2 separate regions of the Mus musculus genome follow, and region 2 is linked to region 1. The links are chromatin loops, found by intact Hi-C in ENCODE. Cell type or tissue: gastrocnemius. All regions are shown on one strand. Links, peaks and the distances in the headings refer to the core of each region. The heading gives the core; the rest is flanking DNA. Region 1 overlaps Dnmbp (dynamin binding protein). Region 2 overlaps Dnmbp (dynamin binding protein).

Evidence for each region. Hi-C counts contacts between places; a loop is a spot of excess contacts. Peaks named below come from ENCODE experiments on the same cell type or tissue, not always from the same donor. Only the 100,000 strongest peaks of a DNase experiment are listed, where the experiment ranks them.
Region 2: it touches region 1 in a loop (5-fold over the local background); 10 of 42 quality-filtered maps call a loop at or near these places.

Annotation. Positions count from the first base shown.
Region 1 is chr19:43,850,034-43,855,406 of GRCm38, forward strand. It overlaps Dnmbp (dynamin binding protein), which reads right to left. Exons shown (of 16, transcript NM_028029.4): 12 at 4,764-5,096; 13 at 4,100-4,279; 14 at 2,191-2,389; 15 at 1-293. Among named protein-coding and RNA genes, the nearest start is that of Gm24400, 4.6 kb to the right of the region's middle. In gastrocnemius, for the core only: a CTCF peak has its summit at 3,012 (motif pointing right); no DNase peak of the experiment used is centred there.
Region 2 is chr19:43,902,853-43,908,225 of GRCm38, forward strand. It overlaps Dnmbp (dynamin binding protein), which reads right to left. Exons shown (of 16, transcript NM_028029.4): 4 at 1-206. Among named protein-coding and RNA genes, the nearest start is that of Gm50217, 15 kb to the right of the region's middle. In gastrocnemius, for the core only: CTCF peaks have their summits at 3,325 (motif pointing left) and 3,879 (motif pointing right); a DNase peak (open chromatin) is centred at 3,336; H3K27ac peaks cover 295 bases.

The DNA of each region.
Region 1 (5,373 bases), core at 65-5,064:
AGGTCCAGTCTCTGGATGCCCTGTGTTCCAGGACACAGCGAGAGTTTCGTGGGCACAGTCCTTCAGTGGAGATGCATCCTGAGGCTGCGTTAGGGCAAGTCCTGAGGTGAAGGACACAGTCATGTTGTTGGAGTTGAAGGTCAAGGCACTGTGGCTGTTCTGTCGATGGCACCCGGGGGAGGAGCCACTGTGCTCTGACTCCGTGGAGGAGTGGCTGGCCACGGAGGCATCCGAATGGCTGCAGCGAGGATTGTAAGGCTTCAGGAAGGAGCTGTAGACAAAGCCTTTGGTGACTGCAGAAGGAAAGAAAACAACTATAGCCTGGAGCAAGAAGAGCGGGGCAGGGGAGTGGGGGATATTAAGGAATTTTCAAAATACTGTTTAAAAGTTAGGTCAGTGGGGTTGGAGCAATGGCTGGGCAGGTAAGAACACAGGCTGCCCTTCCAGTGACCTGGGTTCGATTCCCAGCACCCACATGGCAGTCACAACCATCCATAACTCCAGTTCCAGGAAGTCCAACATCACCTTCTGACTTCCACAGGCACAACAGGCATATATGGTGCTCAGACATACATGTAGCTAAATCACCATACTCAAAAACAAAACAAACAAACTCAAAAAAGCCTAGGTCAAGAGTGACAAAATCAAATGCTTAGTGGTCCACAGCTTGCAGCATCTAACACCAGAAGATGCCCATACCTGTGCCCGTACCTATGGCTACCTTCTAGGTCATTCTTACACAACCCTAAAACGACAAGGTGTCTGTGGACAATTGACAGGCCAGTGAGAAGACAGAATCAGCTGGGTAGTGGTGGCGCACGCCTTTAATCTCAGCACTGAGTACTGAGTTCAAGGCCAGCCTGGTCTACAGAGTGAGTTCCAGGACAGCCAGGGCTACACAGAGAAACCCTATCTCAAAAAACCAAAAAAAAAAAAAAAAAAAAAAAAAAAAACCAAAACAGACAAAATAAAAAACCATGCAGTTAGTGGTGTAACGTCAGCACGCAGGAGACTAGGATTATTGCAAGTTCAAGGCTAGCCTTGCTGAATTTGGCAGTGGCACAGAAGACAATGTGGCAGAATCTCCAGAGCATCACTAAACTGAGAGAAGACTCCGGTGGGCTTAAGTTCAAATACACCATGTCTGGCAAAGGTGGACTGCAAGGCCGTCCCTGTGCAGAGCCCCTCAGAAAGGCCACCTGCATTCATTCCCCCCTCCACACGTCAGAACCGTCTCAGGGTCAGGGCACACTGGCACAAGCACACAGCCGTGTCCAGCACGTGCTCGCTTCAACAAATTGCCTGATGGTGACAGAGGGCTCTTGACCGCACATTTCAAACACACAGTGTTTCTTGTCTTAAGAAAGAGAAGCCGCAGGACCTGACTCCTCCTTTTCATTAAATGCTGGGATTATTTTAGTCTCATCCAACTTTGTCTTTGTTTTGGTCCCAGGACCCTGCTCATGAAGGATTCTAGCTTTCTAGAGTCAGGGACCCTCCTGGGTCCCCGTCATGAGAGGCTGTCTTTGGATGCAATAAGAGGTACATCCTCTGATCTTTTACATGGATTCTGGGTCTGAATTCTAACTGCAACCTGGTAAAACATGATCAACGGAGCCACCTCATAAAGATGCGTTTAAAGAGCAAATGCTAAAATTGGCCTAGGTCCCCAGAATACTTGGGCCATCACGGTCTTTGGAACTCATACTTTTTTGATTTGAGGATATGTATATGTCAAATACGCATTCATTTCATAAGGCAAGTTATGATTACAAATTCTTTCTTGTTACTCAGTTCAGGTTTTGATAAGAAGGTTCTGAAAAAGCCCTGTTCTTCTCAGCTTGCTGCATTTTAGAATTCTGGGGAAATGGGTTACACTGAAGTCCAGAATCCTCCTTCAAAAAAAGAAAGCTACGAGCTGTTTGATTTTGAGTCACTCTCTGAACAGCCATGGACACTGCTGCAGGGGAAGCTGACAAAACCACAGGCTTTATATCACATACACTTTACAGTTTACACACAGAAGGCAAACACAGCGACATCTTCAGGATAAATAATTAAAGCAACTGTCTCTGAAAGTCATCAAAACAACAGTAATCTTTAGCAGGCAGCTTCCGGCTCAACCCGGGCTCCGCCCACTGTAGAAATCAGGTCAACTCTATAGTTACTTCCCCCTAGTCAAAGGCTCACCTCCGTTGTCCACGAGCCAGCGGTTCTGGCTGCCCATGGGGTCTTTCTTTTTGATCACGCCCACCAGGTCGCCTTCCAAAAGGGAGACATCCAAGTCCTGCGCAGCGTTGAAGTTCCGCTGGACGTGGAAGAGCTTTTCCGGCGGGTACCTCGCCAGCAGGGAGCTCCGCAGCTCTTCCGACTGCAGCATGTAGCTTGGCTGAAAAGGTAGAACAGGGCCAATGAGAAAACTCACGCTGGCACCCTGGCAGCTATGGTTAATCTCAGCCTGCCACGGCAGGAGGGAGGCACCAACCCTGAGCCACATTTTTATAATCGAGTCTGGCTGTGTTAGGTAAAAAGCACACTGCAATGTTTTAATGGCTCTGAGGCAAGCTAACACCCTTACTTTATGCAACAACAAGAACAACAAAACAAAAATAGGATTAAAATACAACCAAAGTTCTGAGGCTGGGGAGGTGCTGTAGCCCAGAGGCAGAGCATATTTTTTACATGTGTAAGGCCTTGGGTTCAATTGCTAGTACCAAAAAAAAAAAACCCAAAAAACCAAAAAACAAAAACCTAAAAACTTTTTTTTTTTTTTTTGGTTTTTCGAGACACGGTTTCTCTGTATAGCCCTGGCTGTCCTGGAACTCACTTTGTAGACCAGGCTGGCCTCAAACTCAGAAATCCGCCTGCCTCTGCCTCCCAAGTGCTGGGATTAAAAGCGTGTGCCACCACGCCTGACCCAAAAACATTTTAAAACAAGATTATTTATATATTATGTTATAGTGGTCTGCCTGCACGTATGCCTGCAGGCCAGAAGAGGGCACCAGATCCCATTACAGATGGTTGTGAGCCACCCTGTGGTTTCTGGGATTTGAACTCAGGACCTCTGGAAGAGCAGTCAGGGCTCTTAACCTCTGGAGAGCCATCTCTCCAGCCCCTAAAATAAAATTTAAAATGAAAACAAAAAATTCTAAATACCAAGCATATCACTAGGTCTTATATTATTGTTATATAGACCTAAATAATGAGAGTTAAATTAAAGGGAGGAGCTGGAGAGATGGTTCAGGGGTCAAGGATGCTCTCTGCTCTTGCAGAGGACCAGAGAACCCATTTTAGACACCTCACGACCATCAGTGTCTGGAGCCCCAGAGCATCCAACGCCCTCTTCTGGATTCCACAGGTACCTACACATATAATCTAAAATAAAAATCTTTAAAATGAAAAACTAAAGGCAATAGTAAATCCAATTCTCCCTTGTAAACAAATGCTCATGGGATTTTATGGAGCAAATGCCAATATAGGGAGGGTGACCCGTCCTTCTTGTCTAGAAGCCCACAGGATCTGATGTATCTTACTGCAAATTTTAAAATATGAAAGACCTGTGTTAAAAAAACAAAACAAACAAACAAACAAAAAAATCCCAAAAACCACAATGCTACTCCAGGCAAAGAAGTCATTAAAGGTTTGGCTGTGTTAGCCTAATACAAGATCAAAACCAGACCTGACTCATTTCCCTTAATTAACTTATCAGTGTACAAGTGCTTCACTAAGATCCAAGAAGGATTCAGGAGGCATCAAACTCCAAATCTCCAGGTGGTCCCAGCTGGGTACCAGCAACCGCCTCAGTGATGCCCGAGATGGAACAGGCCCGACCAATAGCCTCAGGTTCTCCCTTGGTTATGAAGTCAAGACTCCCACACACTGCTCATGTGCAGAAGCACAGCAGCTGTTCAATATTAAATATGTCTACCTGCATGGTGCTCACGTGCTGGGCAGCTCCACACCTTAACTCGGTTAAGCCTGGTAATGGCCCTGTGATGGAGGGCTGGCCAGTATCAACTCCTGTCCGGAGATGAGGTGATGCGCTTAGATGCCCGGTGTGCACAGGTCAGTCCTGGAGCCACACCAGGTGCCTACTCACCATGCCCAGAAGGGTCTTCCGGGATGACTGGCGGTCTGTGGTTTTCCTCTCAAAGGGCTTCCTGGGCGCTGGGAGGGACTCGGGGAAGAATGTGAAGACCTGGAGCTGCTGTAGCACCCGGCTGTGCTCCTCAAGGAAGATGGCGATCAAGTTGCCTTCTCGGTCGGTGGCTTTCAGTAACTGCAGCCCGTGGGAGTCAAGACAGGAAAGGAGGGGACACAGATGAAGGACCCCTGGCCCAAGTCTTTAGAGCAGCAGTTCTCAGCCTTCCTAATGCTGCAACCCTTCAATACAGTTCTCACGTTGTGGTGACCCCAACCATAAAATGATTTTCATTGCTATTTCATAACTGTCATTTTGCTTCTGTCATAAATCATAATGGAAATCTCTGTCGTTTTGGTGGTCTTAGGTGACTGACCACACTGTGGTCAGCAGTAGTTGGCTTTATTATTACCAAAATGGCAGCTGATGCAAGAAACAAGGCACGGCCACTTCTTTCGAGCCAGCCCTTAAGATGGAAAGAGATGTTTGAACAACCTCAGGTTTCACAGCACCATGAATGGACCGAGGACCCCTGGTGGGCAGGACCTAATGACCCTACTGTGAATTCGAGAAGTACCAACTGTATTTCAGCGCTGACTTGGCCCCGCAGGGAAGGACTCACCGACAGCAGCGGCTGCAGCTGCTCCAGGGCTTGCTGCACGAAGTCACAGTGGGCTTCGGCATAGCCGTGGATGCAGTTGGTGAAGAGGCTCTGGGCGTACTGCTGGAACTTGGGCAGCTCGTCCAGCAGCTGCGAGTTCAGGGCCTCGTAGTTGTTTCGGGCTGACTGCAGCTCCTCCAGAGTCTTCTTGTCCTTCAGCTTCTCCGCTCGCTCAGTGCAGTTGTAGAAGTCCAGGAGCTTGTCGAACCGCTTCTGCACCAGCTTGTAGGGCCCCGTGAACATGTTCAACAACTGGTTTAAGGGATTGATGACGAGCCGCTCGGTCCTCTCTTTCTGTGGGGACAAGAGAGGTACCTTGCACCCAGGCACACCTTTAATCCCAACACTCAGGAGGCAGAGGCAGGTGGAGGATCTCTGAGTTCTAGGCCAGCCTGGTCTACAGAGTGAGTTCTGGAGTAGCCAGGACTATACAGAGAAACCCTGTCTCAAACAAAACAAAGCAGAAAAGGCATGTTGCTCGGCTGGTAAGCAGCTCATTTCCTGCCTCCAAAGCACTCTGGTGAAGGTTGATTTGGTCATGCCCGATACCTCTCCTTGCTCTTGGGCCAAG
Region 2 (5,373 bases), core at 293-5,292, 53 kb after region 1:
AGAAAGGCCCATGAGGGCCCGTGCTTGTCCCAGGGAGTACTCTGGGGCCTGAAGCAACGCACTCTGTGCGTGCCAGCGTCGGCTCCGAGAGGAGAGGCAGAGCTCCTGGACACAGGAGGATGGGAAGAAGCCCCAAGCGCCCCAGCAGCTTCGGCCCTGCAGCCATCCTGCAGTGGGAGCGCTGTCGTCGAGAATCACCAGGTCTCCTGGAGAAAGAGAAGCAAAAGTCAGGACCTTGGCCAGAGCCCCAGGGACCAACTTCATAGCAATTGGGCACTCTTGGCTGTTGTTGGGACAGGAAGGACTGTGTGCGCTGTGGCCCAGGCTGTCACCACAGCTCTCCTGTCTCGGCAGGCATCCTCAGTTGCTAGGATTGCATGCATATTTGAGATGAATCTCTCCTTCCACCACCTGGATCCTGGAGATAGAGCTCAGATTGCTGGGTGGGCAGCAAGTACCTTCACCCGCCGAGTCAGTAGCCAGTAACCAGTAACCAGTAGCCAGTAACCAGTAACCAGTAACCAGCTCTTTAAATAACCAATATCTCAAAACATAACCCAACAGTTACATTTGTCCTAGTGTTTAGATTTACCAGTTTTAAAAGCGCATCCCAAGGTTCTATAATCAATTGCTTTATAACCAACGCTGGATTATATGACTATGGGTACTCATTTTGTGGATTACTAATTTTAATCGTCCTTTTCGCTCCCCTCCCACCCCCCGGCCAGTGATTGGGTCAACTCTCTGTTTTGAGCTGCTTGGGGGGATGTAGAACAGCAGCAAACAGTAAGACAGACAGACAGACTGGGGCAGCAGCTCATGGTTTCCAGCCAAACACACTGGAGAGTGGGCTAGCTGTTCTGTCCTTGTTTTTATATGCTCCTGGGCCTTTAAGAGAGATGCACTGTATATGCATGGCTGTTTGCCTGCATGTATGTCAGGGCACCAGATGCATGCAGTGCCTGAGAAGAAGCAGAGGGAGTCAGATCTTTTGGAACGAGAAGGTGCTTGTGAGTCACTAGTAGATGCTGGGACTTGAACCCAGGGCCTCTGCGGGAACAGCCAGTGCCTTCAACTCTCAGTCACCTCTCAGCACTGTTCTTGATTTCTTTTAAGGACATTTATGGGTACTTCCTCCCTAAGTGCATGTAAGCGAGATAGCTAGCGACGGGCACACTTCTCTTTTGTGCCCTTAGAGTCTGAGATGTCGGTCGCCTTTGAACAGCGAGCGCTCGGCATCCATCTGTCTATTCTTTGACCTCCACTCCCAGGTTCATCTCATCCTCCTGCATCTAACACTGGCTCCCATTGATAATGTCCTTGCTTCCTCTAGTTTCTTCTCTCAAAACATGTCTTCCGCTTATTAATTCTCATTGCTAATACCCTAACCTGGCCTCATCCCCACTGACTTCTCTTTGAAATTTTATCCCAAACATTTCTTCCAGCCTATCAAATTATAAGTGGGCCAATATATTTTTACCTCGTCCCTTTTCTCAAGCCTTAGTCATGAAACATGACGGCCGACTGCTCACCAACTTCTTTTCTAATAACCCGTCTCTGTTTTCTGAGATAGGGTCTCAATCCAGTGCATGGGCTGGCCTGAAACTTGTGCCAATTCTCCTGCCTCAGACTCCCAGGTGCTAGGAACAGCCCTATCCTTATCAACTGAGATCAATAAAACATGTTTGCTCTGTACACACTCTGAATAAGTTCCTTCACAAGGGCGCCAACGGCCTACTCTGTCTTTGCCGCATCCGAGCGTGGCTCAGGTTTCATCCAGTTTCTGCTCTCTAACAACCCATCACGATCTCACCCATGAGACACACGCTCACACAAGAGGGTTTTTTTTTTGTTTTTTTTGTTTTTTGTTTTTTTTTTGTTTTTTTTTTTTGTTTTTTTGTTTTGCCTTTGAGACAGGATATTCCAGACTGGTCTCAAACTTCCAATCCTCCTGCCTCAGCCTTCCAAGTGCCTGCATTAAAAGCATGTACCACCATACCCTGCTGAACACCCCAAATCTTTACTATTGCTTCTGTCTCATTTGAAACCTCAGCAGTCTTCCTTAAAATGTGTTAGGAGATCATATCAGCTTGGGGACCCCCTGTGGTCTACCAGTGAGACCCCCCACTTGTCCCTTCAATCCTGGCGTTTCTATCTCCACAGTGCACAGCACCCGACACAACAGTTTACACTTAGTGGCTGACACCTCGAATATTTTCCACTTCTTTTTATTGTCCTGCCCCCCATAATTCTGTAGTCCTTAATTTATGAACCCACATCCACCCCAGCCAAAGCCTTGGGTCCTGAGAATTACAAGTGTCCCCTCTCAGGGCCCTAAGGCCTGCCAGCCAGACCACAGAGGAAAGTCACTGGTGACATGACTGCCCAGACACAATGGGTCTCTTGGTGAATAGGAGAATCAAAGCATGCCATAACTCCCACTCAGCCAGCTTTGAATGCCTCGCTCACTTCTCGCAGAGCTGTCTGTTTGGCCAGAGCTCCATGAGCCCGGACAATAGGGTTGTTCTCCTCTCTATTCCAAATGAGCCGTTTGGATGAGCTTCACTTCCGGGCAGCCAGTCACTCAGAGAGTGATTCGTGATTCGCAGATAATAAAGGTGGACTTTCAAAACAAGACAAGACAACGCCCAGCTCCCCACCCCCAACACACAAGTTAGATGACTTAGTTACTTCAGTCCGGGCACTCCCCACCTTACATTTTTGATTGTTTTTCCCCCATACCTGGTAACTGCCTTTATTTTATAGGCCTAACTGTTCCTGGGGTGGTTTGTTTTTTATTTTTTTAAAAATCTCTTGTTTTAATTAGTCAAACAAGCTACTCCCGTGGAGTCCTGGCTAATCCTTTCGGACCGGAGGATACCCAGTAATTGTAGTTCTTGGTAACTACGGTGGCCTACAGGTTTGTCCTTACAAGCCCCTGCCACACTCAGCAGGATGACATTCCAGCTGGGAAATTCTAACATGGTCCTGATCAAAGACCCAAAATGGTGGAGTTGGTTTTTCTGGAGAATCTAAGGATTAATACATTCTCTTATAGGAGGAGGAATGATGTGTGGTATCCCATAATATGTAGTCCTTTGTTATTTTTACTCTCCTGATCTTTTTCTCTTTTGCTTCCGGTATTCTTTTTTCCTTCCCTTTTCCTTTCCTTTCCTCTTTTCTTTTTTCCTTCACTTTTTGTTCTCTAGTTTTGACTTTTTGGACAGTGGGTGACTAGCCACTCATACTGAGTCTTCCTTCTAGAAGACTGTTTTGTTTCTGAATCGGAAGCAATTGCTTGGCCTCGGGGAAGGGGGCAAGGGTGACACCTGCTGGAAGAGTCACTGATGACCTCAATTCCAGGACACTCTGAGGGAGGCATCCAGCACAAACCCTCCTAGAGTGTGAACAGGCCAGGCCGGGGCACATCACAACCGAGGAGCCACAGAGCTTCTCTTTGCCTGGTTCACACTACAACCCCAGCAATCCTAACAGCCACCCTGACATATGGAAGTCATCACCTCCAACTGTTACGCAAGGAAACTGGGTCTGAAAGTCGCAAATAACTAGTCCAACATCACAACTACTGCCCAGCGCGTGGCAACAATGGATTTAGATGTAGGACCATCAGCAATCTATCGTCTAGGCTAGGTTACCCACTTTTTAACACTACTCATAACACAAACACAAATCATGCGCGTGTTTGCATGCACGCAAGCAAGCACACACACACACACACACACATAGTTTTCTCTTTTGGCAATTTTCGTTTGTGTGTATGGCTGTGTTGCTTGCATGGTTGTCTGTGCACCCTAGGTGTGCAGTCCCAAAGAGGCCAGAAGAGGGAGCTAGATCCTCTAGAGTTGGAGATACAGATGATTGTGGGCCTCCATGGCATTGTTTGAAATTGAGCCTGGATCCGCTGGAAAAGCAGCCGGTGCTCTTGACTTCTGAGCCATCCATCTCTCCAGCTGCTCTTCATAATCTTAATGATAATTCTTAAAGGTAACTTAACAACTAAAAAGGCACAAAATGGCTCTCATGTAGCCCAGGCTGGCCGTGTAGCTGAAGACAACTGAGCTTCAGATCTTTCTGCCTCTATCTCCTGAATGCTGGGCTAGTTAACACTGAACCCGGGGCTTTGTGGATGTTAGTCAAGCAGACTACCAACCAAACTATACTCTTAAAAAAAAAAAAGATTTATTTATTGTTATATGTAAGTACATTGTAGCTGTCTTCAGACACACCAGAAGAGGACGTCAGATCTCATTACAGATGGTTGTGAGCCACCATGTGGTTGCTGGGATTTGAACTCGGGACCTTCGGAAGAGCAGTCGGTGCTCTTACCCACTGAGCCATCTCACCAGCCCCCCCCCAATACTCTGAAAAGTGTCCAGATCTCCTTCTGATCCATTCATCAGCAGTTTTGTACACACGGAGGAGAAGCTACACCATACAGTGCTGGCTGGGCTTGAGTCAGCTTGGCATGCAAACTAGCGTTATCTGAAGGGAGGGAACCTCAACTGAGAAGATGCCTCCTGAAGACCTGGCTGTAAGACATTTTCTTAATTAGTGATTGAAGGAGGCGGGCCCAGCGTATTGTGGGTGGGGCTATTCCTGGGCTGGAGGTCCTGGTTTTTTTTTTTGGTCCTGGATTTTTTTTTTTATGAAAGCTCTTCCCCCTCAACTTGCTTTTCAGTCACGGTGTTTATCACAGCAGTAGAAACCTTAAGACAGCTACAGTGAAGGTTCCTAGGGACAGATCAAAAGCCCCCAGGGATCTGGATTAACAACCATAGAGCACAGGGCTAAAGGAATGCATATTCCGCTATGAGCTGGTCTCATGCAAATTTACTTTCCATCTAATGAAGTGGCAGGACTGTCTCAAGGCCTAGACTTGAAAATCAGGGAACCTTGGACTTACATCTGATAAGCTGTGTGCAGTCTGAAGCAATACTTCATTCTGTAGTAATGTTGTCTCCAAATAGCAAAATTAATTCTTACTGATGTAAGATATAAAGAAACAAAAGGAATTAAACATAATTTCAGTGTGCCAAGCTTCACAGAAAGGGACAAGATACAACTCAACCTCTTCATCAAGAAAGCTTGACTTATTCAAACCAGAAGCCATGTCAAACCATGAGACATGCCAGGTGTGGGGAGAAAGCCCTGAGAGTTAGCTCATCTCTTTCTAGTCCTCTCTCCTGTGGACCCTCATCCCAGCATCCTCTCCTCTCTCCTGTGGACCCTCATCCCAGCATCCTCTCCTCTCTCCTGTGGACTATCATCCCAGTGTCCTCTCCTCTCTCCTGTGGACTCTCATGCCAGCATCCTCTCCTCTCTCCTGTGGACTCTCATCCCAGCATCCTCTCC